Regions from separate parts of the Homo sapiens genome. Here all the other regions are linked to region 5. A link is a loop called in an ENCODE intact Hi-C map of the cell type or tissue named here. Cell type or tissue: IMR-90. All regions are shown on one strand.

Evidence for each region. Peaks named below come from ENCODE experiments on the same cell type or tissue, not always from the same donor. Only the 100,000 strongest peaks of a DNase experiment are listed, where the experiment ranks them.
Region 1: a loop joins it to region 5, with 5 times the contacts of the local background. A loop is called at or near these places in 12 of 110 quality-filtered maps.
Region 2: a loop joins it to region 5, with 4 times the contacts of the local background. A loop is called at or near these places in 23 of 110 quality-filtered maps.
Region 3: it touches region 5 in a loop (10-fold over the local background); 15 of 110 quality-filtered maps call a loop at or near these places.
Region 4: a loop joins it to region 5, with 4 times the contacts of the local background. A loop is called at or near these places in 3 of 110 quality-filtered maps.
Region 6: a loop joins it to region 5, with 5 times the contacts of the local background. A loop is called at or near these places in 23 of 110 quality-filtered maps.

Annotation. Positions count from the first base shown.
Region 1 is chr13:107,208,185-107,213,184 of GRCh38, reverse strand. It overlaps NALF1 (NALCN channel auxiliary factor 1), which reads left to right. Exons shown (of 3, transcript NM_001080396.3): 2 at 2,430-2,601. Among named protein-coding and RNA genes, the nearest start is that of SNORD31B, 110 kb to the left of the region's middle. In IMR-90, a CTCF peak has its summit at 1,994 (motif pointing left); DNase peaks (open chromatin) are centred at 1,944 and 3,164.
Region 2 is chr13:107,640,951-107,645,950 of GRCh38, reverse strand. The region is part of intron 1 of NALF1 (NALCN channel auxiliary factor 1); the gene reads left to right. Among named protein-coding and RNA genes, the nearest start is that of MIR1267, 110 kb to the right of the region's middle. In IMR-90, no CTCF peak of the experiment used is centred here; no DNase peak of the experiment used is centred here.
Region 3 is chr13:108,153,388-108,158,387 of GRCh38, reverse strand. No RefSeq gene overlaps it. Among named protein-coding and RNA genes, the nearest start is that of LIG4, 60 kb to the left of the region's middle. In IMR-90, a CTCF peak has its summit at 2,702 (motif pointing right); no DNase peak of the experiment used is centred here.
Region 4 is chr13:107,449,204-107,454,203 of GRCh38, reverse strand. All of the region lies in intron 1 of NALF1 (NALCN channel auxiliary factor 1), which reads left to right. Among named protein-coding and RNA genes, the nearest start is that of MIR1267, 80 kb to the left of the region's middle. In IMR-90, no CTCF peak of the experiment used is centred here; a DNase peak (open chromatin) is centred at 3,093; H3K27ac peaks cover 1,733 bases.
Region 5 is chr13:107,371,245-107,376,244 of GRCh38, reverse strand. The region is part of intron 1 of NALF1 (NALCN channel auxiliary factor 1); the gene reads left to right. Among named protein-coding and RNA genes, the nearest start is that of SNORD31B, 53 kb to the right of the region's middle. In IMR-90, a CTCF peak has its summit at 2,560 (motif pointing left); DNase peaks (open chromatin) are centred at 2,014 and 2,474; H3K27ac peaks cover 1,104 bases.
Region 6 is chr13:107,647,704-107,652,703 of GRCh38, reverse strand. The region is part of intron 1 of NALF1 (NALCN channel auxiliary factor 1); the gene reads left to right. Among named protein-coding and RNA genes, the nearest start is that of MIR1267, 120 kb to the right of the region's middle. In IMR-90, a CTCF peak has its summit at 2,405 (motif pointing right); a DNase peak (open chromatin) is centred at 2,383.

The DNA.
Region 1 (5,000 bases), 160 kb after region 5:
AAGGAGCCAGAATAAAAATGGATATGTTCCCATCGGGCAATGCTGAGGAAAGTGGTTGCAAAGAGGATGGCTAGATCTGAAGAGACTCCAATACTGGACGCCCCACCGTCTGCGAGAGAGGAGACGTTGTTTCTTAAGACTTTATGGCTGCAGGATGCGATTCCCTATTCAGAACCCATTTTAACTGGAATAACGGTGGAAAGGCAACGTGTGAGGGAGCGGTGGGAATGGGGACCCCAATTTGGCCAATGAAAACATGAGCCACTTTCTGGCATTACATAGGGCACTCCTTAAAGAAAAACAGGCAACTCTAGACTTTAGAATCCCAGAAATGTGCGGAAAGCAAGCTGTCCTCATAATGGAATGTTATTTTTTGAACTGCAGGTATAAGCCTATCCTGCTTCCTCTAGTACCTGAGAAAGGTTATTAAGCCCAGGAATCAGAGGATACATGGCTCATTCCTATACTACAGCTTAGTTTACATAATAAATGTCATGTCATATTACGTATCATGTCATATTACACAAACGTCAATGTCTATGGCATTTTGACAAACGTTTTCAACTTCCCCATGGTTTGGTTAAGAAATCATTTCACTTTTTCTTCTGAAGCTGGTGCTTCCAGCCTCTTGCTGCCGGCACCACCTCCACCTTCACCTGTCCCCCTGAGGCAGCCTCTTGCTGTCCTCCTGGGGCACACAGCCACAGCCCACCTCCGTTTCCCAGTTGGCATAAGAATTCTTAGAGGTTTCTTCGGCTATTGTAACGTTTTCTTCTAGTGCAGTTTTTCAGTGTACACTGTTACGAGAAGACTCATTCAAAAGACCTATAAGAATTCTAATTATTTGTAGGTTTTACTAACAAGTTACATGGTGATTGTGAGCCATTGATGACTGGCAAAGAAAAATTACTTTTGGCCATTTAAAAGTGTATCTCACTTTGATATTTATCTCATTTTACCTCTACCAAGTCACCTTGATCACAGAATAAAGCGTCATTTTGATCAACCTAATGTTATGAATAAAAAAATACAATCCTCCTTCTACCAAATAGATATTGACCCGGGGCATGGAAGGCCATGCTGATTTTAGGTTCATCTGCAAACTCCCTTGTGATTTCATAAGTGCTTTAAAAGTAGTTTTCAGATTAAATATAGGATAACTATTAGGAACACAGTCTTTGGAGCCCTACAGAACATGGGTTTGAAGTCTGGATTTTCCATTTCCATTACCTAATAGTACTATTACTTAATATTATTCCTGTTCAAAATGTGAGTAATAGTTATGGTCAAAAGTGCATGCTGAGAATCACATGGAAAAAAAAGTTTACAGCTTACTTAGAAAAGAGTATAAAGTTGATAAATACCAGCTATTATTCTTGTTATTATTAGGTATTTATAATCTCTTAGGCTACCTTTAACTGCTGCGCCTCCATTTTTCTAGGTAAAATATAACCGGCAAAATGTTACTTGGATAATATTAACCCTAGAAATAGATAAGTAAAAGCCATTAGTGCCAAGGACCTGGAGAATAACTGAATTTCAGTAACCTGTACTGCAAATTGGTACATCTGCCATTGTTGTATTTGAATTTAAGATCAGCTTATTCCTTCGTGTCAGAAAAAGGCAATTTTTTCAATGTTTGTTTTCCCAAATAGCCACCAAAACAAAGAGATGAATGAAGTCCCAGTCCTTTCACATTTGATGAAATTACATAAATACGTAGCAAACATTGATGTGGCTTGCACATCATCCAGAAGGTTGAAGCTGTGGCTCTGATGAGGCTTCCCTCCTACTCCCAACCACACCACAGCATATGATGTCTGCTCTATGTCGGGTGTTTCTGGGCTTTCAGACAGTGAGATTTTTAATGCATTTGGTGTGAGTCATGAATGTAAATGTCCATATCTGCCTGTTCTCTGCCTCTCAAAGTCCAAGATCTAAACAGCAGTTTCCCAACCCCTGCTGGGCCATCTTTATAAAGTGCTTCGCGCCATCTAGCGTCCTATGGAGGCATAGACGTGGGACTCCGTGTGGAGGGAACTGGCTCATCAGCCACGTTGCAAGTAACTACAGCACAGAAGAGCAATAGAGTCAATTATTTATTTTACTTTAGATATCGCTGAATTTTGAAAAATTAACTTCCTGCTTAAATCCACTGATTTTCAAATAAGCCACATAAAATTAAAGGTCAAAATACCTTTTACATTCTATTAGGGATGCAATCAAATACTGTTTTGCTTTTATTGCGGAGACTTTCGTTGCTGTGTTTTTATCACTTGCAGCTGTCGTTGTGTAAATACGCTTTCTCACAATGAGGGCTCTCTTAGGATCCACTTGAAACCACAGCACGCTTGCACGCTTCTCACAGTGCCTCTATCACTGTAACTGTTGTCACGCCTCTATATTTTTCATTCTTCTCTTTTTTTCAGATTGTCTACAAAGCCTGGCTCTGTTCCCAGTATTTTGAAGTCACACAGTTTAACTGCAGAAAGACAATTCCTTGCAAGCAATACTGTTTGGAGGTTCAGACGAGGTGTCCATTTATATTGCCCGACAATGATGAAGTCATCTACGGAGGCCTCTCCAGTTTCATCTGTACAGGTACAGTGCCGGGTGGGAGTCTGTACACCAGTCTCCGGTGGTTTTGCTTTCTTGTGTGATGTTTGTTTGCTTTGCTGTTTCCTTTCACTGATATAACCTTGAAGATGCGGCTGGTAGTTTTCCGCACTTTCACTAATAGAAGCACCGAAAGCTCCCCTCAACAGGTCTGGAAATGATTCAGCTTCTGTACCACATGGTCTATCTGTAACTGAGACCACAGTTATTCACTGTGTGAAAGAAGAAATCTGATGGCAAAATATTAGCAATCATTAGATATACTTACATGTGACCTAGTATAGGTTAGATTCAGCCTGCATTGCCTTTGAATTCCATAAGAACAGGAGATGTGCTAAGGCCAGTGAAATAATGCTTTTCAAATTAGTCAGAAGTTTATGTTCTCTTGCCTATTTTCTTTTATTTTATTTTCTGAGAATTTTTATGTTACTTTATCTGTAAAAAGTATTAAGAGCATTAAAAATATCTGCCTAAATTGTACGTGTGTGTGTGTGTGTGTCTATTAGAGCCACACAACAAGTCTATCCATTAAACGATGTTTACTTCTTTCAGCAAATGAGTCAGACTGGGCAAAACACCAATATCAGCACTCCTTTTCTGGATATTTATAAGCATTACATAATTTAGACAGAATAAGATATAAAGAGCAAGAGCCTTTTTTTAAAAAATAAAAAGATAATTAAATGGTGAGAACAAGATACTTTGCCAGGGTGGTGTGATAATCCGAGTGGTGGCTCTGCATTCTCTTCTATAACAATAATGCTATAAGGCGTCCCTGGAATTACGTGGCTCAAGCTGTAGCACGTTTTGTTTTCAAGTGTAAGGATAAAACACCATCATATGTGTAGAGACACATGAAAATGCTCTTCTGACATTAGACTTGCCAAACTCCTCTAAAACAGAGTAGCATATTAAGATGCTCAACATGAGAATTTATCAAATTATTTCAGCATCGCTTATTTACATACGTATTCATTAGCCACAGTGTTCTAAGTGATAAGCTATCAAGAGATAGTCTGCCAAAGCTCGCCCTAAGAACTGGATGAGTATTTCTTTCTTTTTTTTTTTTTGAGATGGAGTCTCGCTCTGTGTCACCCAGGCTGGTGTGATCTCGGCTCACTTTAAGCTCCGCCTCCGGGGTTCAAGTGATTCTCATGCCTCAGCCTCCCGAGTAGCTGAGATTACAGGCGTGCACCACCACACCTGGCTAATTTTTGTATTTTTAGTAGAGACGGTGTTTCACCGTGTTGGCCAGGCTGGTCTCCAACTCCTGACCTCAAGTGATCCACCCTCCTTGGCCTCCCAAAAGTGTTGGAATTACAGGCGTGAGCCACTGTGCCCAGCCTGGATTAGTATTTCTTATGCTGCCCAAGCTTGTGGAAAGAACACGTGACTGAAGGTCAGGAGCATTGGCCTTCATCCTGTTTCTATTGTACATTCTCTCAGAGGCACCACCCCTTCACTAGTAAATTAGAAAGTGCAATGGCCAAACCCTCCCCCATGTGGATATGCTGCAAGGATTACAGATAAGAGAGAAGGGCAAGTTATGTCATTGACCAGCCATAGCCGTTGCACACGAGAAAGTGAAATGCAGAATGATTTCACAGGCCTGTGTGTTATTCTACTGACTTGATGCTCAAGTCATTTTTTATGTAGCTCCTCTCTGCTGGAGGGGGAGGAGGGGGAGGAAGGAGGGAAGAGGGAAAGAAGGAATAAGGGAAGGAGGGAAGGAGGATATCAATATCTTCTTGCTTTGAGTTTGAGACAAAATTCACCAGACACAGGCTATTAATTCATATTGAATTTTGCATACAACATTCCACAAATAACCATGAAGATAAGGCCTTCATTTTTTTTTTCTTGTGGGACAATGAGGTGTCTGTGACATGAGGACTTCAGAGAAGCTATTCGATTTTTATGTACAGGTTGTGTTTATGCATTTACACTCACATTGGCTTTTGTCCTAGAGAAGAACAATAGTTTTTGAACCAAGTTCTCAAAGTAGACAAAAAACCCAAATGAAGGGCGAGGTGTTTGCGTTTATCTTCTTTTTCCTACATGTATCTGTATTTGTGAATCTGAAATATATGTTTGAATGTTCACCCACTTCCTCCATACACATTCAGAATGCCAGGGTAGAATTAAATCTCTCACTTCACAACATGGGCAGAGAATCCAGTCTGCAGTTTTAATTGTTTTCGAGTTTGGTAAAAACAGCTTCTTCATAGACATAGCTACGTCATTAAGGAAAAGTGGCAGGAAAAGAGAGATTTATCAGATCCAGAGAAAAGTGCCATCTCCGTGAGAGGCCCCCTAGGATAATCTCATCACTGAACATTTGGAAACCTAAGAACAGTAGTTCTTATGTCACTTTCAGTTGGGTT
Region 2 (5,000 bases), 270 kb before region 5:
CTACCAAGAGTCAGAACGAGCATCTGAACTTACTGCAACCTCTTGGAGTTTGGGAGCAAAAACCTGGAATTGAATTTTGCTATGATACTCGGGAATGAGAAATTAAAATCCCAGAGAGGAGAAAAGCACAAGGAAATAAAGTCAATACATGGTGCCGGTTTTGCCTTCAGTTATTTGCTGATTAAGCTGCTCAGGGCAGAAGTCTAAGAAACCAGGCACAGAACAGCTGGAGAGTAAAACAGGGATTTTTTTTTTTTTTTTTTTTTTTTTGTCTCCCAGTATTTGCATGGTGGTAGAGACAGAGAAATTTGAGTTCATAACTTGCAGAGGAGAATTTGTAGAAAACTACCCAGGCTCTCTGTTGTCAAAACAGGACAAGAAAAGAGATAAAAATTGTATTAAGTGGATAGGATAAACAGGTTGTAAATACTAATATAGCATACCTAAACCCAAAACAATTGGGTGAGTTAAACTGATTAAAATCAGTAAAACATATAAATAGTAACAGCATTCCATTTGGCAATTAGTACCAAATTGGATAAAATCTTCACAGATTCTGGGGATGAAAAGGTGAACATCTTTGAAGGTGGGGACATTATTCTGGCTACCAGGGTCATCAAAAACATGCACACTGAAAAACACTTTGATACTTCTATATCCTTCAGATTGGTTAAAATGAAAAGGACAATACTAAGTGTTGGTGAGGATGTGGAGCAACTGTAACTGCTTGTGGTGTTGTCAGCAATCACTTTGAAGAACAGTTTGGCAGTGCCTATTAAAGCCAAATATATACATCCTTAAGACTCAGCAACTTGACTCCTAGGTACATTAATGAAAATGCTCACATGTATTTATAGCAGCATTATTTATAATAGTCTAAAACTGGAAACTCTAAATGCTCATCAGTGGTGGCAATACCAAATAAATTGTAGTACATTTATACAATAAGATAAAGCAAAGCAATTGGATGACCTCTTAATACACAAAATAGCAAGAAGATAGACACAGTAGAAAATAAAATATATGATTCTGTGTGTATAAAGATCAAAAGACAGCCAAAACACATCTACGGCAGTGATTATTTTTGCTGTACAGCAGTATGAGGCAAGGATCATCACTGATCTGGGTGGTGGTTCCAGAGGTGTGTTCACTTTTCTTTCTGTACGGTTAAAGAGTTACTTTAAACATTAACACTTAAAAATATGTTTAAGACCATGTTTTAGACCTATGAACAGTTTCCTTATACTACTGGAGCATGCTATGATTTGCAACTTAAGTGAAAGCATATATATATATATATATATGTATGTATGTATGTATGTATACACACACACACTCTAAATGTCTTTTTTAAAGGTATTTTTTTCTGTCCTGTGATGCTAAAATTAACTAGAAGAATGCATTAAGTAGCCAAGTGGAGAGTGGTTGAGTAGAAAATGCACATGATTTAAAGTTAATTAGATATGGGTTCAAGTTCAGTCTTTGCCATTTATTGGCTACTTAGCACTGGATAGATTTTTTTTTTTTTTAACCTGAGTTTCCGTGTCTGTAAACAGGGGAAATAATATTAAACCTGGTTGCTATTGTGAAAATGGGAAGTAATAGACGTATGTTTCTGAGTATGTAGTAGTGTTTCCTGTGTCAACAGAAGCTATCACACAACTGTGTAAACCTTATGTCAACAGAAGCTATCACACAACTGTGTAAACCTATCATTAAAAATTCACCTTGGCGTTCTGTATTTTATTCTGTATTAAAATGTTACATGTATTTTTAAAGAGATATTCTTGAGATGAGTATTTCTGAAGACGTAAATTTTATGGTATTAGGTTTATAAATTATCCTCATCCATATATAGACTTGTGATTTTTCTACTTAAAAATAAATATCTGTCAAAAATAAGTCATGTAAATAAATTACACATTTGTAATTCTTCAGAAATTTGCATGTGCTCAAATAAAAAATTTTGGCAAAAAAAAAAAAAAAAATCATCTGAAACTCAGTGGCAGGAGGAGTTTCAGTCTCCTGACTCTCAACTTCTCTCTCTCAATGGAAAATCTAGCTGATGGGCAGACCAAGCTCTGACCCACCTGGATCTCCCTTGAGGCTGCACAGGAAGTGAATTATCAGAAGGGGATGCACAAAGGGATTTAGTTTGAGTCAAATGATTTTTGGCATTAGGCATGGTACTACTTCCTCTGTGGTTCAGCAAACCTTCTCCACTTTCAAAATTGAAAATGTATTTTTTCTCATCATAAAAAGTAACATGTAAAGACTCGAAAACTAAAAAACCATTAAGAAAATAAAATTGCTTATTTTTCTAATAATCCTCCCCCTTTATTTGTTCCCTTTGATCCAAATAAAACGATTTCATATTTTAAATTGTCATTTCGTTTCACCCCCCCCCCACCAAATACACTGTATATGGAAATTATACTGTATTTACATTTCTATGTCCTGAGTTTTTCTTATCTCTATTTGGAAGCCCTTCCTGTAACTTACACATCTTTGAAACCATAATTATAAATAACTGTGTCATATTCCAGTTTTGAATGGGAAGAGTTTATTAAACTATGGTTGCTAGCCCTCCTCGCTGACACATTCTTCTTTGGTTATACTAATACCTTAAGTCTATTATTTCTTATCTCTAATTTCATTCAGTTAGCCACCTCATCAATGGAAATAATCATTTTAGCAAAAGCATTTGTGTTTGTAACTTAAGTATAACATCACTGTGTTCTTGAGTACAATCATCACCAGGCCATAAACATCTTCTTGGGAATTAAGTGAAGACCATAACCCATGGCGGACTCTGTCTGGATGGGTGAATGCATTTCCCAGTGTGCTTTGGCTGGGTGCCCCTAACGGAGAATGAACTGCGAAACCTGATGACATACGCCTGCTCTTCAGCCAACAGTCAGCTGTGTGGGATGCTGTCTTATTCCATGATATGTGCCATCTGCCTGCATGTGCTGTGACCCTCATCCATGTGGAAATTAGGGCAAGGCAGAAACTCCAATGCGATGCTTCTGCATCAGCTCCTTTTCCTGAAACAGCCAATTTAAGAGCAGAACACAATAGCCAGCTCTTTAAGTGAAGTTAAAAGGGGTTCTGGCATGAGCACATACAACATAAGGAGAATGATTAAGGCATTTGTTCACGATAAACAATGTGCTATAGCTATGTTAAGTGTTAGGCACTGACTGTATGCTCAACTCTCTTTCCTTTCCCCATTATCATCTAACGTGGGTCTTTGTGATCTTTTTACCTATGTATGTATCCCTCTGTGATGTGCTGGTGTCTGTCCTTCCACAAAAACTACACATTTCTGAAATAGATAAATAGAAATTTGACTAAGATGAATCCTAGTGATATTTTCAGGAGCTATATGTTGACATAGCTAAATATCAAGAATTGATTGTTGTGAATAAACAAAATAGACCATTTCAGCTCAGCAACATGCAATGTATGCAATGATTAACATCTTATATGCTGGGCATATGATGTCTATTTTTTTATTCATTGGAAACCAAAATTCTATAATGCCTTATATAGTGCCAGATGCATGGCATTGACTTAAACGTTTGTTGGATGCATGGATAAATGCTGACTTCAATTCAGATATATTCTTATTGTGTGGGCATAGCCAATATTTTAGCTCAGTTAACTGAATAATAGAGAAATAAATAAGTGAAACTCTGCCTTCACTTTTAGTGAAAATGTAATTCCATGAATTATGGCAACTACTTCCTCCTACCTTTCATAGTTGTTGGAAGCAGAGCGTCTCAGCTTTTACTGTGCATAAAAATTGCCTGGGGATTGTATTAAGATACAGATTCTAATCCAGTGGGTCGGGGAGATGCTGCCTTTCCAACGTGCTCCCAGGCCAGTTGATGCTGCTGGTCTGAGGACCTTACCTGGTCTCAGCACTGGGTTTGTCATTCTTCACTGCACATTGCAGTCACCTGGAAAGCTATATATAGAAGCTACCGATGCCAAATCTCATCCCTGAGATATCTGGATTTAATGGGTGTGGTATGAGATTTGGGTTTGGGGTTTGCTGAAGTTTTCCAGGGGGTTGTAATATACAGAAACGCTTGAGAAGTACCATGTGGTGTTGAAACCTGGTTCATAAATCCCCCTAGATTCTTGATCTCGCTTGCTCCTGCTGAGTTGGCCCCCAGCCACGGTTCAGGTTGTGAGGCCTGATACAAGATCTGCCATCCAGGAACCTGTCAAATTGAGACTTAGAGACTCCGACTATTCAATTCAAGGCCTTACAATAGTAATATCTTGCCTATGGTGGTAACTAAGCCATCATTTTTGCCCATTGTTGCTATTATTGATGTTACTATTATTTTTATCTCCAAATCTCTATTTGTTTTTTCCAACTAAAATTATGACTCATGTTTATTTTTTTAAATGAATGTATAATAGTGGCACAAGTGATATTTTGATAAATGCATACAATGTGTAATTATTAAATAATGATAGTGGACTTATCCATCACCTCAATTATCTTTTTTTGGGTTGGGAACATTCAAATTCTTAACCTTTAGCTATTTTGAAATAAGCAACAAATTATTGCAAACTGTTGTCTCTCTACTGTGCTGTTGAATACTAGAACTTACTCCTTGTATCGAATGGTATTTTCATACCCATTAACGATTTGTCTTCATCCTCCTCCATCTGACCCTTCCTAGCCTCTGGGAGCCACCACTCTATCCTCTTCCTCCATGAGATCTACTTTTTTAGCTTCCACATATGAGTGGGAACATGAGATTTTTATCTTTGTGTTCTTAAAATAGTTCACTTAACATAATCACCTCCAGTTGCATCCATGTTGCTGTAAATAAGATGATTTCATTTATTTATAACCAAGTAGATATTTCATTGTGTGTCAATACCATATTTTAGTTATCCATTTATCCATTGATGGACATAGGTTGATTTCATATTTTGGCTATTGGGAGTGCAGACATCTCTGACATACTGATTTC
Region 3 (5,000 bases), 780 kb before region 5:
TGCTGTTCTCATGATAATGAGTGAGTTCTCACAAGAGCTGATGGTTTTATAAGGGGCTTTCCCCAGCCTTCACTCTGCACTTCTTCCTGCCATCATGTGAAGAGGGACGTGTTTGCTTCCCCTCCTGCCATGACTGTAAGTTTCCTGAGGCCTCCCGAGCCACGTGGAACTGTGAGTCAATTAAACCTCTTTCCTTTATAAATTACACAGTCTGGGCATTTCTTCATAGCAGCGTGAGAACTAATACACCAGGTATTTATTTATTTATTTAAAACTTTTATTTTAAGTTCACGGGTACATGTGCAGGTTTGTTACATACATAAACGTGTGTCATGGGGTTTTGTTGTACAGACTATTTCATCACCCGGGTATTAAACCTAGTATCCATTAGTTGTCTTGATCCTCTCCCTCTTCTCACCCTCCACCCTCCATTAGACCCCACTGTGTGTTGTTTCCCTCTATGTGTCCATGAGTTTGCATTATTTAACTCCCACTTATAAGTAAGAACATGTGGTATTCGGTTTTCCGTTCCTGCGTTAGTAAAGCCAGGGTTTTAAAAGTGCCTCACGGGCAGTTGGCAGTTTGCATATCACTACCAGATAAATCACCCTAAATATTTATTTTTCATGATATTTCTCTGCATTTTCCTAACACTTATAAAATAAATTCTATACTTCTCTGCTTAGATTTCAAGACTTGATAAATAGCCAAAATGATTGATTATTGGATTGATTTAGATTTCTACTTATATCCAAAAATGAATATTATATCATATACATAAATTTGACAATAGTTTAAAAAGCAAATGTTAAAATAATATTCTATAGTGATTATATTGCATGTAGAAAATACAAATAAATTCTCTTTTTTATGAGTAATGGCACTTTAGACTAGTCTTAGGTTAGAATATTCTGTAATATATAAGACAGAAATTTTAAAACTGTTTTTGAAGAATTCATTCCCTAGCTCAAAGAAGAATAAATTCAGATAGTTAACCGGAAGTCATATCTTGAGACTCTTAAGTGCATTAATAAGCATGTATTAACTATGACCTGGGTTCATTTTCTTAACATTTTTGAAATAATGTATAATTAATTGATTCCCAAATTCCTTCATGATTTTTTTTCTTAAGACTGAATTTACCACTTGAACTTCAGCATTTGAAAGTTCTGTAGATGTGATATGGTTCATGGATTGTTTACCTTAAAGGGGCCCAAGAAAGAGATTCAGGGCTCTGGTAATGGTGGGTGTGTGTGTGCATGTGTGTGAGTGTGTGAGAATGTGTGTGTGAGTATGTGTGAGTAGGTCTCTGTGTGTGAGTGTTAGTGTGTTTGTGTGAGTGTGCCTGTGTACGTAAATGTGTGCGTGTATGTGTATGTGTATGAGTCTGTAAGTGTGAGTGGGTCTGTGTGTGTATGTGACCGTGTCAGTGTGTATGTGTGTGTGTGTGGGGGGGGTCTGTGTGTGTATGTGTGTGTGTCTGTGTCTGAGACAGTGTGTTTCAGTGTGTGTGTGAGTGGGTCTGTGTGTGTATGTGACTGTGTGTGTGAGTGTGAGTGCATGTGTGTGTGTGCGTGTGTGTGATGGATATCAGGATTCTTCCGGAAAGAGCTTTGTAGCTTTCATATCACTCTCAGTGGGGTCCTTGACACTCAGTACATGAGCCTGATGCAGCGCAGTCCCTCAGTGGGGCTGAAGTGTGCTCAGACACACAACGCTTTAACACTACAACTAGAGGGAACTCCATATTTTCCCATCTGGTGTTCTTGGCCTAGTGTTCCTTCCAGACAGAGTCCAGCATTTAGTAATCTAGTGGTTATTAAGAGATTTGAGCTAATCACTGTCATAAATGACACTTATAAATGTGTCCTAACCCCCACCACTCGTGATTTTCCCCCTTCAGGGGACGGGCACTTCAACGTCTTTAAGTACTCATCTTATGAGAGATCTCGTATGTCCTAAGATCCTATTTGGAGTTAAGTACTCTTAAATCACGCAGAGTTACGTCTTCTATGCATCTTTTATAAAATTCGACCACATTATCTTCTGAGCTGTCATATGCATTTTTATCTCTGACTTTGGATCCAAGCTTAGAAATATTATCTAACAAAAACATGTCTCCCACTATAGAATCCCACACTCTGAAACATAAGTCTGATAACTAAGGCGAACTAATGAAAGATTTTTAAAATACATTTTATATTTTTCCTTAGTATTCTGAGATTATTAATTTTTAAAATCTCAGTGTCAGCTACTCTTTTATTCATTTTTAAAAATTTTATACTAAAGCCTTTCTAAATAAGAAATGGTTTACGATATCAATAATTTAAATTCCTTTTAATTTAAAAGAAAACCGATCTTTTAAATGCTGCGTTTATTTCACATTCTAGTTTCATTATGATGCCCCCTGAAGTGTGGATTTGTAACTAAGCGAGTGTCTATGGTCATTATCCTAAAAGCCGTGAAGCTCCTCATCACACTGGGGTCTTGCAGCCGACTATGTAGCTTTTCCAAGGGTCTTAAGATCACATGCAGTTATTAATAGTGCCACCTAGTGACAGAAATTGCTCAGATGGCTATTCTTTGAACGATTTGAATAATATATTTAGCTTTCTTTATTTTGCGTAAATATAAAATTATGTCAAACAACACAGCAATGTTAATCACATCCCGCGATGGGAACAATTCCTGATGGGTCCAGCAGGTGGCAGCATGTATCACGAAAGCACAGAATTGCCACTTAAAAAAAAAATCTGTGCCAAGGCTGCGCTCTCTTTTTTCATGTGACTGAGTTTTTCCACTCTTTAATGTAAAAGGAAATGTATATCTATGTTAAAGATAAAATAACTTTTCAGAATGGGGATAATATAGGGCACTAAGTCATAACGATAGGACTTTTACTGAGGACTAATTCCATACTTCCATTCTAAGTACCTAATACATATCATTGCGCACAGCACGCTTTGTGTTGATATTATGACTGTGCCCATTTTACAGACAAGAAAATTGAGGCAGGGACTTTGCCCGGGTTTTCACAGCTACTAGGTGAAGTAGGTGGGAGTTGAAACCAGACAGTCTGGTTCTAGTGTTGCTTAACTGTTGGAAATGTAAGGGATTAAAATTAAAAGTATTAGGAAAAATACTAGTTTTTAGAAAAGAGACCTGAATGTTAAACTTAATTCAAAACTATCTTTATTGTGTCCCTGAGTTCCACGGGCTCTATCTAACTTCAAGCTGATTGCCTCCTCTTAGCTGGATCTGCACTGTGACTAAATAACAGAACCCCACTACTGGGGAAGATGTTAGAGTTTACGGAATATTCATACTCATACTTTTTTCTTTGTGTGAACATTAGGAGGAGTAAAGACATTTAAAGATTGCCTTTTCTTCCATTTTTAAAATGTATTTACTGACAAATCTCCCAGTGTCCTCTCTCCCTGCAACTTTATTCTCACCCTGAAGTACTTGCTATTCTCTGAATACAGTTCTTACTTCAGTTCCTTCTTCGTATTTGTTTATCTTGTTTTCTAAACCTGGAGGCAGCTCATCTCTCCCTGTCCCCTTTCAATATTGGTCACTGGACTAATGTCAATATTGACCAAAGGAAAAGCAGCATGTGAGGGCAGGGACATAGGGGCAGGAGAGTGTCTGAGGGTCTTGTATAAATAACAGCATAGGTTTTAAAACCAGTGCAACAAAGCCTTCTCTTGCATTGTTAACTCTGTGGCGTAACATTTTTTTCCCAGCTAGATTATAAATTCCTTTGAGAGGTGAGGCCACATATGAGTTAACTTTCTGCACCTCCCAGCCTTATCTACTAATACTTCACATAGTACTTTCCTCCCAGCAGGAATTCAGTGACTGCTGTAGAGGGTGAAGTGGTGCAAAGTCCAGCTCAGTTGTGGTTTATCAAGCCTGAACTTAAGCACCACTCACCTTGTTTTTTAGCAGCTGTGGGCCAACAGGGAGGCTGGATAAGTGAAAATCAAGCAGAGATTCTTTTCCTAACTTTGGAGAGAGAGTAAACAGCTGCACGATATATGAAAAGAATAGCAAGGTGATAAAATTCACAGTTTACAAAATAAAGAATAAGCTCAGATATGCTCTGCAGGCCACTCTCAAGACCAAGAGGTAGTCCCCTTTCTTACCTATAGACTAGAAGAAAAATTAAAGCACACTCAAGCATAGGAGATCTGTCCATATGTAGCACAGGTAGGAAGATCAGTGAGCTCAGGAGAAACTATCTATTAAATGAGCTTCAGGAGGAAGGTAGGAACAGTAAATAATAGAGAGTAAGGCCCAAATCCTCTCACCCAGAACAGTTGGCTCTTAATCTTGGCAGACTCAATGCTCCCTGTTAATAATAAATATTTTATTTTATTTTATTTTTTGAGATAAAGTCTCACTCTGTCGCCAGGCTGGAGTGCAGTGGCGCGATCTCGGCTCACTGCAACTTCTGCCTCCTGGGTTCATGCGATTCTCCTGCCTCAGCCTCCCAAGTAGCTGGGATTACAGGGGCCTGCCACCACGCCTGGCTAATTTTTGTATTTTTAGTAAAGACAGGGCTTCACTATGTTGGCCTGGATGGTCTCGATCTCTTGACCTGGTGATCCACCCACTTTGGCCTCCCAAAGTGTTGAGATTACAGGCGTGAGCCACCACACCCAGCCAATAATAAAACGTGCTTTCTGTCATCTGTGGAATGAAATTTAAAGATAATATGAACTGCCTACATATATAACTTTTAAAAATCAGTATGAGTGCCTTAACTGTATATTGAAGGAAAAGTTGGAAAGTGATATATAATAAGGTACCATCCATTTTGACATGCTAGTCCTCAGAGCAGCTACACTTGAAGAGATACTAAAATGTCTTCTTGTTGTTGTAATTGTCTGCAGGTTCTTCCTGCACACTGCAAGGCAAAGCCAATTCACTGAGGCCATGGCATTGCAGTAAAGAAAAAGTTTAATTTGTGCAAGTCCAGCTAGGACTTGCAGGAG
Region 4 (5,000 bases), 78 kb before region 5:
TACCCGAAAATGTGGAAGTGACTTTGGAACTGGGAATCAGGCAGGTGCTGGAATAGTTGGAAAGCTCAGAAGAAAACAGGAAAATGTGGGAAAGTTTGAAACTTCCTAGAAACTTGTTGAATGGCTTTGACCAAAAAGCTGATAGTGAAATGGACAATGAATTTCAGGCTGAGGTGGTCTGTGATGGAGGTAAGGAACTTGTTAGGAACTAAAGGTGACTCTTGCTATGCTATAGCAAGGAGACTGGTGGCATTTTGCCCTTGTTCTAGAGATCCGAGGAAATTTGAACTTGAGAAAGATGATTTAGGGTATCTTGTGAGAGAAATTCCTAAGCAGCAAAGCATTCAAGAGCTGACTTGGGTGCTCCTAAAAGCATTAAGTTTTATGCATTCACAAAGAGAGGGTTTGGAATTGGAACTTATGTTTAACAGGGGAGCAGAACATAAAAGTTTGGTAAATTTGCAGCCTGATGATGTGGTAGAAAAGAAAAACTTGTTTCCTTAGGAGAAATCCAAGCTGGCTGCAGAAATTTGCATAAGTAACAGAGAGCTAAATGTTAAATATCAAGACAATGGGGAAAATGTCTCCAGGGCATGTCAGAAGTCTTCATGGTAGCCTGTCCCATCACAGGCCTGGAGGCCTAGGAAGAAAAAATGGTTCTGTGGGCCAGGCCTAGGGGCCCCTTGCTATGTGCATCCTTGGGACTTGATGCCCTGTGTCCTAGCTGCTCCAGCTGTGGCTAAAAGGGACCAAGATACAACTCAGGCCATGGCTTCAGAGGTTGTAAACCTCATGCCTTGATGGCTTCCATGTGGTGTTAGCCCTGTGGGTGTGCAGAAGACAATAATTGAGGTTTGGGAACCTCTGCCTAGATTTCCAGGGATATAGGGAAATGCTTGGATGTCCAGGCAGAGATGTATTGAAGGGGCGGAGCCCTCATGGAGAACCTCTGCTAGGGAAGTAAAGAAGGGATATGGGGGGTTGTAGTTCCCACAGAGGGTCTCTACTAGGGACCTAGTAGAACTGTGAAAAGAGGGCCACCATGCTGCATACCCCAGAATGGTAGATTCACTGACAGATTGGACTGTGTGCCTGGAAAAGCCGCAGACACTCAATGCCAGCCATGAAAGCAGCCAGGAGTGGGGTTGTACCATGCAAAGCCAAAGGAGTGGAGCTGTCCAAGGTTGTGGGAGCCCACCTCTTGCATCAGCCTGACCTAGATATGAGACATGGAGTCAAAGGAGATTATTTCGGAGCTTTAAGATTTCATTACTGCCCTATTGGATTTCAGACTTGCATGGGGCCTGTAGCTTCTTTGTTTTGGCCAATGTCTCTCATTTGGAATGGGTGTATTTATCTAAGGCCTTTACCCCCTTTGTATCTAGGAAGAAACTAACTTGCTTTTAATTTTACAGGCTCATAGGCAGAAGGCTTATGGTCTCAGAAGAGACTTTAAAGTTGGACTTTTGGATTAATGCTAGAATGAATTAAGAATTTGGGGGACAGTTGGGAAGGCATGATTGGTTTTGAAATGTGAAAGGGACATGAGATTTTGGAGGGGCCAGTGGCAGAATTATGTGGTTAGGCTTTGTGTCTGCGCCCAAGTCTCATCTTGAATTGTAATCCCGATAATCCTCACATGTCCAGGTAGAGACCAGGTGGAGGTAATTTAATCATGAAGATGGTTACCTTCATGCTGTTCTCATGATAGTGAGTGAGTTCTCATGAGATCTGATGGTTTTATAAGGTGATTTTGCCCATTCACTTGGCCCTTCTCCTTCCTGCCACCTTGTGAAGAAGATGCCTTGCTTTATTTTCACTTTTCACCATGATTTTAAGTTTCCTGAGGCCTCCCCAGTCATGCTGAACTGTGAGTTAATTAAACCTCTTTCCTTTATAAATTACCTAGTCTTGGGCAGTTCTTTATAGCAGTATGAAAATGGACTAATAACACACGTAAGGCCATGTGCCTATGGATCACCAGGGTTTTACATTTTAGAGTAAGATATGGGCAGGAGGAAGAGATTGTTGAGGCATCCTGGGCTAAGCACAAAGAGCTGAGCTAGGAAACACCCATCCATAAAAGTGGAAGGAGGAGGGAGCAGAGGAGGAAGAAGCCTCAGTGAGGTCAAAGAAATACACTATATGGATAGACACATGATAGAAAGGACAGAGAGCTAGATATGGATAGATGGATAAGAGAGGGAGAGAAAAAAAATCAGTATGAAACCAGGGACACCAGTAAAACAGAGGTCCTGCAGATGGGGTGAATTACTTTGGGAAACACATACCCTCTTTCTGGGATTTGCATCTCCACAGTAAGAAAGAAGAGAATCCACTAGGTTTGGCCAGTAACGTTATTATCGACCTTTGATAGTCTGGTCTTAGTAGAGCAGAAGTATCAGAGATGTCACTTAGAGAGGAGGGATAGACAAAGAGGGTGCAAAATTGGATAGAGCGATGTGCAATGTATTAAGAAGTTTGAGAGTTAAAGAAACTGAGCAGAAATGTGAACAGAAGCATAATGTTTTTCTGGGAAAGGGAAATCTGTTCGAGTATACAGCACAAGTGAGAGAACCAGTGAAGAGGAAAGAGAATAAAAATGCTGATGGAAGAGAAAGGAGCTGAAATACCTGGAGCATGTATTCAGACATGCTGCTTATCCTAGCTATCTTTAACATCACACGGTGCCCTGTTATTTCATAAGCGTGTATGGCTAACACTCTTTATCCACACACTCACGACTCCATAACTGCTGTTTGTTCTGAGAACTATAACCCACAAATGACCAGGACACAATGTTTTATTATAAAGGTTTAAATCCGTCTAATTTAGCACATGTGCCTCAAAAGAAGATGAAATAAATAGGAGGGGGAATCAGGAAAACCTGACTGCTTCACAGCCATGCTAGATCATCCTCTCACCACGCTCAAGTCTCCACAGTTATGAATCTTACTGGCGGGTCTTTCTATCTGGCATCTGCCTCCTGGCGTGGGGAGAAGCAAACATTTCCGCTTGTGGCCGCGCTGGCAGATTCTCACCATCCCTGGTTTCCTGCCACAGAGCTCTGACCCGGCTTTTGCTGGACACGTGGGGTCGACTCAGTGGAGCACAGTCATCCTAATTGCCTCCCTTTGGGTTTTTATTTCATCTACAGGGCGGCTGGTTTCAGAAGGTTCACATCCTTTGTATAAGCAAAATAATGTGAAATCCAGTGTTATTTCCTGTGCTGTGACTCACACCCCATCTGGGAAAATCAGGGATGGAAACATCATCTCCAGGGCACAAAGTATTTAAAATTTAACTCGTCATTTGAGGTTTTCACAGCCAATTCAAAGCCTATATTTTCCATTAGTTAAATATTTAGTATTGGCAACATGAATTTGGATTCTTTCGTCTTCTTGCAAATTATCTGTTTATAACTATTAGTGTTGTCTAATGAGGTTGGCAATAATGAGGACTCCTCTCCAACGACCAGCCCCACTTCATTTCTCCATTTTAAACCAGTTCCGGCCACAGACGCTGGGGATTCACCCATGGCATCCCCAAGAAGCCTTGCACATTGCAGCCTTTCTCGCCCTTGATTCCCCTCTCCCTGCATCAAAAACTCTTCTGTCTCCTAAGCATTCTCACACTTGGAAGTACTCCAGGAAGCAGCCTAAACTTAATGCTTCCCTTTTCACATCTTATTCCTGCGCTTCATCCTCCTGCAGTTGGTTTTCTTGAACCCCACTGCAAAAACAGCTCTATTCACATCTCAGCCTTCACACTCACCAGATCTCCCACAGGCTTGTGTTGGCTTGTCTTTTCAGCCCTGACCACTCCCTCCCATGCTGGCCACAAAAGCCACCTTCTCCCCAAGGCCCCCAGTCCCCGTGGCTCTATGATGGGCACTTTCTTGTTTTCCCACATTCTTCTTGGTGACTCCTTTTCTATCTTTCTCAATTCCTCCCTTTTGTTTTCCTCAGTCCTTCAAATATGGGTGTTCTTGGTCTAGCTTCTGGCCACTCTTCCCCTGTGTTTTCATCTCTCCCTTAGGCCAGCCCTTAGTCCTGTCTTCTATACAAAGCACTAACTGGAAGGAATCACTTAGCTTGGCCTCCAGAGGGGACAGATGATAGAAGGCCTGCCATGATTTATGTCATTATTTAATCTCTTGGCCTTATATATATCACCCGTTTATCCACCCCCACCTCTTCCTGCACAAACACTTTGAAGAAAATTGCTGATGCCAACTCTGGCCAGAGTACCCTAGCAAATGAGAGTGTGTTCATGGAGACAGCCTCCTCTGCCTACTTACTAGCTGTGGAATTCTAGGCATGGCATCCAGCTCTGTGTGACTCTGTTTCCTTAACTGTAAATTTGGAATGATGTTGATAACATCTACTTCAGGTTATTGCACCAATCAAATTATGTGCTATATTTAAAGGACCGAGAATAGCCTCCAACACATACTAAGTGCCGTGCGAAAATTGGCTATTATTATTTAATGCAACTTTGCTGCCTAGCCTACATTTCTAGACCAATTTCTCTTCTGAACTCCAAGGCCAGATTGATGTCTTAACCTCCAGGTTCCCCAAGATCTTCACAATAGATTCAAAATAAAATTTCTCTTTACCGACTTCTACATATCCGCTTGTGCATTATCTTCCTAGACTTCTTTTTTAAAAGGCATGCTATATTTTACCAGACTTCTTGCTTGAAACGCCTCACTTTTATTCTTTTTAATCTCTTTTGTCGTCCAAATACACCCTTTGCAATTTTACCTCTTCCTTTTTCATCCATTTCTTTCTTTATGTTTCCATTGTCAATAATCTAGGTCAGTCATCCTTCCTACTTTTGATTTTCAGGAAGTCTCTCAACCTGTTCTTCTTGTTCCAGTTTCACACTCCACCCAAGACATCCCCTGGGTCTTGCACACTGCACCCGTGTGATGTTCTTTTTTTTTTATTCTTTTTTTGAGACAGAGTCTCACCCTGTTGCCCAGGCTGGAGTGCAAT
Region 5 (5,000 bases):
ATTAGGGCAAGATGTTGGACTGCAGTCACTTGAAGGGTTGATTGGAGCTGTGGGGTTGGATGGCAGGAAAGGGCGCGCAAAGTTCTGATGTTGTTGGCAGGAGGCCTTATTTCCTTCCCATCTGGGCCTCTCCAAGGGCTGCTTGATTGTCCAAATGATGAGGTCTGGCTTCCAAATGAGCAATTCAGAGAGAGCAAGAATAAAGCCACAAAATTCTTCATGATCTAGCCTCAGAGTCTCAAAACACCATTCTGTAGTATCCCATTGGTGGCCCCATTCATCATTCTGTGTGTGTGTGTATGTGTGTGTGTGTGTGTGTGTATAGCAGGTTGCTTTATAAGAACATGACTATCGGGAGGGGGCATCAGGTCACTTTGGAGGCTGGCTTTCACATTTATTTCCTTGTTTCCCAATACTACTCCCTACCCAGGTTGGGTAAATTCTCTCTGAATCCTCTCTAGAACATTCTTTTCTTTTTACTGTGATAGTTTATCAGGATGAGAGGATAATATCCTGTGTTGATACTTTCTTCAAACTTAGAGTTACTTTTTTGTTCTATTGGCTCTTTTCTTTATAGCATTCTCATATTATTAGAAATTAAACTGATAATTCAAAATCAAAGCTTAAGTCAATTTCCTTATATACCTATTATTCCATTTTTTTTTCAATTGATGGAAAATATGCAATATATTATTACACGGAGCAGCAGTTAATCATAACTGAAATTGAGCAAAGCACAAAAATGAGACATTTCCTAATTATTTACATGATAGATACTTTCTGGAATGACTTTGCTTGTTTAATATACATTTTTTATAAAAAATATTTCTGTAGAATGTGACCAAGTATTTTCCAGAGTCTCTTCGAGAACATGAAAAAATATTAAAATAGCTTTCAATTTGTCTTCATTAGTGTTCAAATAGAAAATGTCAAATGAAGCTTTCATATGTTTATTGAATATGATTAGGCAGGAAAGAATTGTTGATTTTGAAACCACATACTTGAAAGCTAAACACATAATACATATGCACATACACACATGGTATCACAGCCGAAGACATTTATTTGCTTTTACTTATTTTTATTCTTTGGATAATAGTTGCTAAAATTTTAAATGTGTTATACTTATCCTATTCAAATTAATGCAACTGAATTTATGTAATACTTCTTTTTCTATAAAACTAGGGAAAATATAATTGAGCAGTTTATACAGTTAGAAGCTATATTAAGGTTAATTTTTTAAACCAGTGGAGGATACTCTCTTAGTCTGTTTTGTGCTGCTCTAAGAGAATAGCACAGACTGGGTAATTTATAATGAGCAGAAATTTATTTGACTTACAGCTCTGGAGGCAAGGAAGTCCACGACTGAGAAACCCACATCTGGTCAGAGCCTTCTTGCTGCATCTTAACATGGTGGAAAGCATAACATGGGAGAGAGAGTGAGAGAGTTCAAGAGGGGCCCAAACTCACCTTCATAACAAACCCACTTCCATGATAATGACATTAATCCATTCATGAGGACTCTGGCCTCATGACCTAAACACCTGCCATTACAACCCGCCTCCCAACACTGTTGCTCTGGGGATTATAATCATCGTGGTATTGCTAGTGAAACTACGGCACAGCCTCAGCCTCTAGGTCCAAAAGACAAGGGTAAGTCTTAGCGTCTCATTCAGAATATCTGTGAGCAATACCATGTTGATTATAAAATGTGTCTTTTCAAGGGAAAGCTGCTTAATATCAATAATAAGTTATTTTATACAGCTTAGCTTGTAATATAAAATCTGAAACATTGAGAAATAAATTATATTTTAGAATTTGATAGAGGATCTACTTATTGATCTCCTATTGGATGGGAAGTTAACCCAATAAAAAGGGTCCACTGAAGTCATGTGCTGAATGAGAGCAGATAAATTCTTCTCTGAAAATAGTTCCCTGCTCCTGATGGTGAATGTTTTAGACAGAATTTCCTCACATACCTTAGAGGGATGATGTAAGCAAGCTATGCTGGGGAGAATGATGTGTTTGTGGGATGGTGACTGGTCCAGGTTGACTACAGCAGAGAAGTACTTGCGTAGGAAAGTAGACAGAGAAAACGACACTGATGGATGTTACAATATGCATCCTTTATAATTATAAAATAACATGGAAAACATGCTAATGAAGGAATCATTGGAAAATTCAGAGAAGTGAATATTTTAATAAATCAATAATTTTCATTACAAAGAAAACGTCCCAAATGTTTTTATTTTTGCTTTGGCAATAGGAAAAACTATGTTCCATTTTAAGGGATATTAAGTATGTTAAAACTATTGATCACCATGGGCAGTCTCATAATTTTTTCAATGAATGTAACTTGCTCTAAAGAAGGTAGATTCTTTTGATGAGTAATCTTGACCTTCTCCCATGCTCGGCCAGATTTATTTGGCCTTTATACATTGAAACATGTGCTTTTTGTGTGGTGAGTCAGACTAAATCTCATGGTCCCAAAAAAAACGAAAACAAAAAGGAAAGAAAGAAAAGAAAAAGAAAGAGATGATAGTGTTGCCCTCTTGTGGCTATTTCAGAGACCAGGTTGATGCTTAGAAAGGCGTGAGTGCTGAGTATCTTTTGCAATCAGATGGAGTAGCCCTGGAAATGTGTAGAGCCCTTTTTATTCAGTCTGTTTAGGAATACAGCTGGACCCATTGGCTGTGGCCCCTTTTGGGCTCCACCTTGCATCTGCTGTAGGAGGGACAGAGCAAGGCAAAGTGATCCCAGGGACTGGGATCGGAATCCCAGCTCTCACTGAAATGTTAAGTCACTGAGACACTAAAACACTGGAAACTCAGTCAGTTCATTTACTCTGATCCATTCCATGTTAGGTCTTTCACCTTTCTTGGGTCTACTCTCCTTCTCCAGGTCTCAACATCTGGTATTCAAAATCTTCGATCTCCAGAGAATTTTGAGCTGGTTATCAAGAGAACCTGGTGCTAGTCTCACATCTACTTTTCATTTGTGATCTTTAAAATATGACGTTCCTGTTAGGTCTATTCTTCCTTAATGAAGAATGAAAGGAAGAGAGAACAGGGACCCAACATTTAGTGAGGTGCTAGTAAGAACCTTGTTCTCTGTTAGATGCTCTGTATACCTTATATGATGCATAATTGCTCATGTCATGATTATGTAACTCACATAATTACATGAACTAATCCCAAAGGGATCAGAGCCTGTATTATTATCATCCCCAGTTTACAGATAGAGAAAGAAAGGTTCAGAGAGATTAAATGACCTCATTAACAGATGCTAGCAGTAGAAAATTTAGGGTCCGATTCAGTTGTATTTGCTATCCCAGTAATTGGTATTACTAGGAAAAAGAGAGTTAGATTAATAGTTACATGTATTTGGGAAATGCTGAGCTAAATGAGTGTTTAAAGATTTTCTTAAGAGTTTCTTGGGACCTTTGATATCTAAACCTTCATGATGATACATTATTGCAACTTTTCAAGCATGTTTGATAACAGATTGGTAGGTATTCTGTAGAACACATTTTTAAAGCATTGATCTATCACCAAATGTTTTCTATTATCTTATCTAATTGAAGATCTTCATTGATTTACTCCATCTCTAAGAGCTATTGTTTGAAATCAAGTTTGTATGACTATCTTTTATGATACTATACTATTTATTTTGTTGTTGAAATTTCATTAAATATTTATTCTCTGCTATATTTCAAATGCCTAGAGGGCAGAACTTAATTTGCAAATGAGTATAGTGCCTTTCAATGAATAGGCATACTGTGAATAGTTGTGGACTATGAGAGTAAAATGATGTGGTTATACGCAAATTATAATTTATATTTCTCTGTGCCTGCAATATTCATGGCTGGCATGTCATTTGTCCCATAGAAGTTTTAATTGTTGCAATAGAGGCATGGCATATCTTACCCTGAAGGGTATCTAAAATAGAAATCACAGACATCACAGTATTGTCAGAAGGACTTGATCCAAAAGAAATTTTAATGTTTTTTGAATTCCATGTACATTGTTTAAACATGAATATTGGAAGAAATTGTGTGAGTCTGAAAGACGAAAGAAACAGGGACTTTAGTTCATCTCGTAATGATTTTTTTTCCTTCAACACCTTTCCTGTTCTGCGGCTGTGCAGGCTATGAGGAGACCTCTCTGCATCTTGCTGCGCTCCAAGGCAGGAGTTCACAAAACAGTGCCCTATTCAGCTCAAAGAATAAATACACAGAATCACGGCCTCTTCGGGGTGGGAGAGATCTGAGCAGCCTTCTTACTCTCTTATTGTCAATGTATATACGATTCTGGGATGGGGAAGTCTGGAAAAGCTTGATTAAATTTTTATTTCAAAAGATATGTTTAGACATTTCTAAAACTGTAATAAAATGTTAACACATCAGTTATGACTTTTCCCTTGACTGATGCTGCAAGTTTAACTTTTGCCATTTCTACCTGAATAAAGAATAGCTGATTTTGGGAGGTTAATTACTAATCTTTTTGATCTCGACTTCTCAAGGTCTGTACAACCACCAGAAAATAAGTTAGATGCTAAGACCTGTGTAAAATAGCAACCTCAATGATAACTACTAATTGACTAATTTTAAAAAAGACATCTTTGTTGAAAGAGTCTCTTTGTTGTGGTTAGTTGACTTTATCATAACAAAAGGTTTAAGGAGACTCTTAAGAAAAAGTTTAGTCTAATGAAGTACCACCTTTGCTGTTTTATATTTGGGGTTTTCACTGTGATGATATCTTGAAACTATTTATTTATTTATTTATTTTATTTTTATTTTTTAGACAGGGTCTCACTCTCTTACATAGGCTGAAGTGCAGTGTTGCAGTCACAGTCACTGCAGCCTCCACTTCCTGGGCTCAAGCGATCCTTCTACCTCCGTCTCCCGAGTAGCTGGGACTACAGGCATGCACCATCATGCCTGGCTAATTTTTCAATTTTTTGTAGAGACAGGGTTTCCCTGTGTTGTCTGTATTGGTCCC
Region 6 (5,000 bases), 280 kb before region 5:
AATGAGTTAGATGATGAAATTTGGGAGTTCTGAGCTGACGAGTCTTAGGATTTTGAGTTCATGCTGTAATGGTTTGAGATTTGGGGGATATTAGGATGGGATTGGATTCATTTTACATGTGGGATGGGCACCATCCTTTGGGGCTAGGGAGGCTGACTTCTGTGTGCAAAATAATGCCACTCAAAGATGTCCAATCATGAATTTCCAAAAGTTGTAAATATGTTGAATTTCATAGGAGAAGGGACTTTGGCTATGTATTGTGTATATGTTAAAGAAAGCTTAAAATTTAAAACAATATTATATTTAGTTATCTTCAACTTTGAAGAACCATAACTATTTCTCTAATAATAACATTTAAATATGTTAAAAGTCATTAAGCACATAATGACCTTTTAAACAATCTTAATAACAAAGGCCAGAATGACAAATAGAGCAGTGTAATTGCACACAACTCAGAATCACAGAAATTTAAATGGGACAGAGTTAAATCCTTAGGTAATCCAATCTCCCCATTGCATTGATTAAACTGTGGACCAAAAGCTTAAGTGAATTGTCCAAAGTCCCAGTCCAAGTAACAGAAGAGTACTCCGTCTTTTTTTAGTGCTAAAGCTAGAAATTGAAGTCAGTTCTGCATCATAAGTATTTTCTTCAGCAAAGCATAATAAAGTTATTTATAGAGTTAAACATGTTTATATCTATAAAGATTTTTTAAGTCTTCTAGTTTATGATCTCACATTCATTAAAATGGAAAACTTTCAAGTTTAAAATTAGCTTTGATATATTCGCAAAGAGCAGTCTCTAGAGTCCTGGTTGAAGAACTGAACATCAGAGAGTAAGATGCCTCCTTACTTCTTTCCATCCTTCCCTCTATTCTGATGTCTTATTTTAATTAGACTAGATCTCAATACTTGAACTGTAGTAATCCTCAAGTGTATATTGCAAACAGTTTTGTGGAATGGTTCCTTAGGAACCTCACATAACAAGCTGAGTTCAGAGACAGCGGGAAGTCCTGGAAGGTGAAGGTGTGGGTGGGACATCAGTTTTATTTGCTGAGAAGAGTTAAGTAAGCTGAAATGTCTGCTCCATTTCAAAACTAATTAATACTCCATCCTGTGGAACAGGCTAGTTTTAAAATATTCATTTAATACATGTATCAGTAGAGGTTTTCATTATTGCAACAGCATTATGATCTTAATACTTTCAAACATAGTTTTGCTTATTTCAGAGAACTCCCAACCCTCACAAAAAGAGGCAACTCAAGTCTCTAGGACATCAAAATACTGATGAAAATCTCAGATATTTATTCAAATAAGGTAACAAAAAATTGAGTTTTGTGGCCTGACATTTCGACGTTGTGTAATTAGAAAAGCACAGAGTTTTAAAGCATCCCTGGCATGACCTATGGTCATTGCTTCCTGACTATTGCTCCGTGCAAGTAAAGAATACAGAACAGAAACAGCCCGGGACTAAATGTCAAAGGCCAGAGGTTATGTACCATGTGGCTCTCAGCAAGGTCTTACTCTCTCTCCACATATGAAGCAGGCACAGTAACTCATTTTCCTTTTATCTCATCATTAAACAAATCAAATAAAGCAATGAATTTATAATTCTTTATTTTTTTAACCTTTGTTTAAGGTTTGAGGGTGCATGTGCAGGTTTGTTACATAGGTAAACACATGTCACAGGGGTTTGTTGTACAGATTATTTTATCACCCAGGTACTAAGCCCAGTATCTAGTAGTTATCTTTTCTGCTCCTCTCCCTCCTCCCACCCTCCCCCGTCAAGTAGACGCCAGTGTCTCTTATTTCCTTCTCTGTGTTCATAAGCTGTTATCATTTAGCCCCCACTTACAAGTGAGGCATGATATATTTGGTTTTCTGTTCCTGTGTTAGTTTGCTAAGGATGAAATAGTCTCCAGCTCCATTCATATTCTGGCAAAAGACATGATCTCTTTCTTTATTTTTTATTTTTATTTTTTCATAAGTTATTGGGGTACAGGTAGCATTTGGTTACACGAGTAAGTTCTTTAGTAGTAATTTGTGAGATTTTGGTGTACCCATCACCCGGGCAGTATACACCACACCATATTTGCAGTTTTTTTCCCTTTCCCCTCTCTTCTTCTCCCCAAGTCACCAAAGCCCATTGTATCATTCTTATGCCTTTGTGTCCTCCTAACTTAGCTCCCACCTATCAGTGAGAACATACGATGTTTGGTTTTCCCTTCCCGAGTTACTTCACTTAGAATAATAGTCTCCAGTCTCATCCAGGTCACTGCAAATGCTGTTAATTTGTTCCTTTTTTTTTTTTTTAATGGTTGCAGAGATTACCGTTCAAATGGCAACGTTGGCCAAGAACATCTGATTTTGCTAGAGGAGACTCGAAGTCGCAGCCACTAGGTGGCGCAGCCTCATCGCTCGCCCCCTTCAGGCCAGGTCCGGGTGGCCAGGGGTACCCTGGTTCTGTCAGGTGACCTTCCTAGACAGGCACTATCGACTTGGGGGGCATCTGTAATGACTTTACCTTATCAGATAAATCGAAACTATATCATTAATGACAGTGTAGGATATGCCACCAGGGACAAAAACTCCGATCTTTGACTTAACAGGCAACTTTTAAAATACTCATTTTGAAAATGGGAGAATCAGCAGGGCAAATTTAATCTGCTTAAAATCCAGAGTGCCTTTTCAAGTATTTTTTAAAATCTGTAGTTCTTTAAGTTCTATAATTTATTGGCCAAAGTAACTTACAAGTATTGATAACAGTCCATGTAGCATTATCATTTTGGATGGCAAGCTGACGGGTAGGGGCCAGGGCCTAACCTGTATTTGAATCACGATGCTTAGTTAGGGTCACCTTTTTTGGTATAGACTGCAGGACACAGCACACCACAAAATATAGTTTCCTAAAAGACAGAAAGTCTCTTATATACAAAGTTGAATACCCTGTACTATCTCAGTTATATTGTAGCTTTCCTTTTAATTATCATTCAAGGTGGCCATGACATTTAAAAAATAATTTTCCAGGATACACTGTTTTTATTTTCTGTGACTGTTCAACTTACCACTTACTTGAAAACCTTTATTTGCACATAAAGAGGATTGAATAAAGGTAAGTATATGTAGCATTCACTAAATATGCCTCTCATGAAAGGTAATTTATATGAAATAATTAACTCTACAACCCAGGACTTAATTGTACATGTGTGGCAAAGAAAATATCTGATTCAATCATTTTAAACAAAATAAAATATAACTGGAGAAAACACAACTGCATAGCCAGTACATCTTAAAAAAAGATTATATAAATTTTATCACATAGCATTGAAAACCAAACAGAATACAGCTCTTGCTGAATTCCATATTCATATGCTTCTTGATGTTTTAATCTACAGAGGTATGACTCAAGATGTAAAAATCTGTGTATGAGAATCTGCATATCTGCATAAACAGTGAAGATTGACAGTTCCCACATGGTGGGATGAAAAGGAAAGTAACAAAGTTAGTTAATAGTATAACTGGTGGTATACTATTTATTTAACATTTAAAAACTGTGCTGTTAAGAGAATGAAGAAATAAAACATAGGTTGGGGGAAATATTTACAAAACATATGTCTGATAAGGGACTTTTATCCAAAATGTAAAAAGAGCTCTTAAAACTCAACAACAAAGACAAACAGTACAAATTTAAAAATGGGCAAAAGGTCTGAAAAGACTCCTCACCAAAGAAAATATTAAGATGACAAATAAGCAGATGAAAAGATACTCAACATTGCATGTTGTAGGGAAACATAAATTAAAACGATAATGAGATACCACCACACACCTATTAGTATGCCTAAGATTGGAAACAATGACAACAGCAAATGCTGGCAAGGATGTGAATAAACAGGGACTCTTATTCACTGCTAGGGAGAATGCAAAATGGTTCAGCTATTTTGAAATATGATTTGAGAGTTTCATACACAACTAAACATTTTTACCATATTAACTAGCAATCAGTCTTCTTGGTATGTTCTCAAATAAATTAAAAATTTATACTCACACAAAAACCTGCATGTGGGTGTTATAGCAGGCTTATTTATATTTGCTAAAACTTGGAAGCAACCAAGATGTCCTACAATAGGTGAATGAATAAACAAACTTTTGTATATCTATACAATGGAATATTATTTAGGGCTCAAAAGAAATGAGTTATCAAGCTGCGAAAAGACACAGATAAACATTAAATGCATATGGCTAAGTGAAAGAAGCCAATCTGAAATGGCTATGTACTGCATGATTACAACTACCTGACTTTCTGGAAAAGGCAGCAGTATAGAGAGTAAACAAATCAGTGGTTATCGTGGATTTGGAGGGAGAAGAGGGATTGACAGGTGGAGCACAAAGGATGTTTATGACAGTGAAATTATTCTGTATGATACTGTAATGGTGGACCCATGACGATGGGCATTTGTCAAAACCCATAGAACTGCACAATGCAAAGAGTGAACCCTAATGTGAATGAGGGAATTCAGTTAATCATAATCTGTCAATATTGATTCATCGGTTGTAACAAATGTAGTGAGATGACAACAAGGGAGATGTGTATGGGGGGTGACATATGGGACTGTCTGTATACTCTGCCCAATTTTTCTGTATACTGAAATCTGTAAAATGTAACTCATTGATTAAAAAACAATACTACTTGTTTTTATCATTTGTAGCTTTTTGTAATACACATAATTTTGAAACAAATTACTCTTTTCTATAATCTTCAGGTAAAAATTAGGGTAGCTTTTTAAAATTTGTTAAGCTCAGTTTTAAAAAATAAATGCCTAGGTAGATCAGTTTTGAAATAACATATATTCCCCCATTTCAAATATGTGAAGAAGCTCAATGGCTTAAAATTTGGAAAATGTAATATTTAACTCAGTTGTTTGCATTATGTAATGTTTACTATACACCCATAATATAAATATTCCTTAATTATATTTAAAGTAATTCCTTTTTACATTTTTCTCC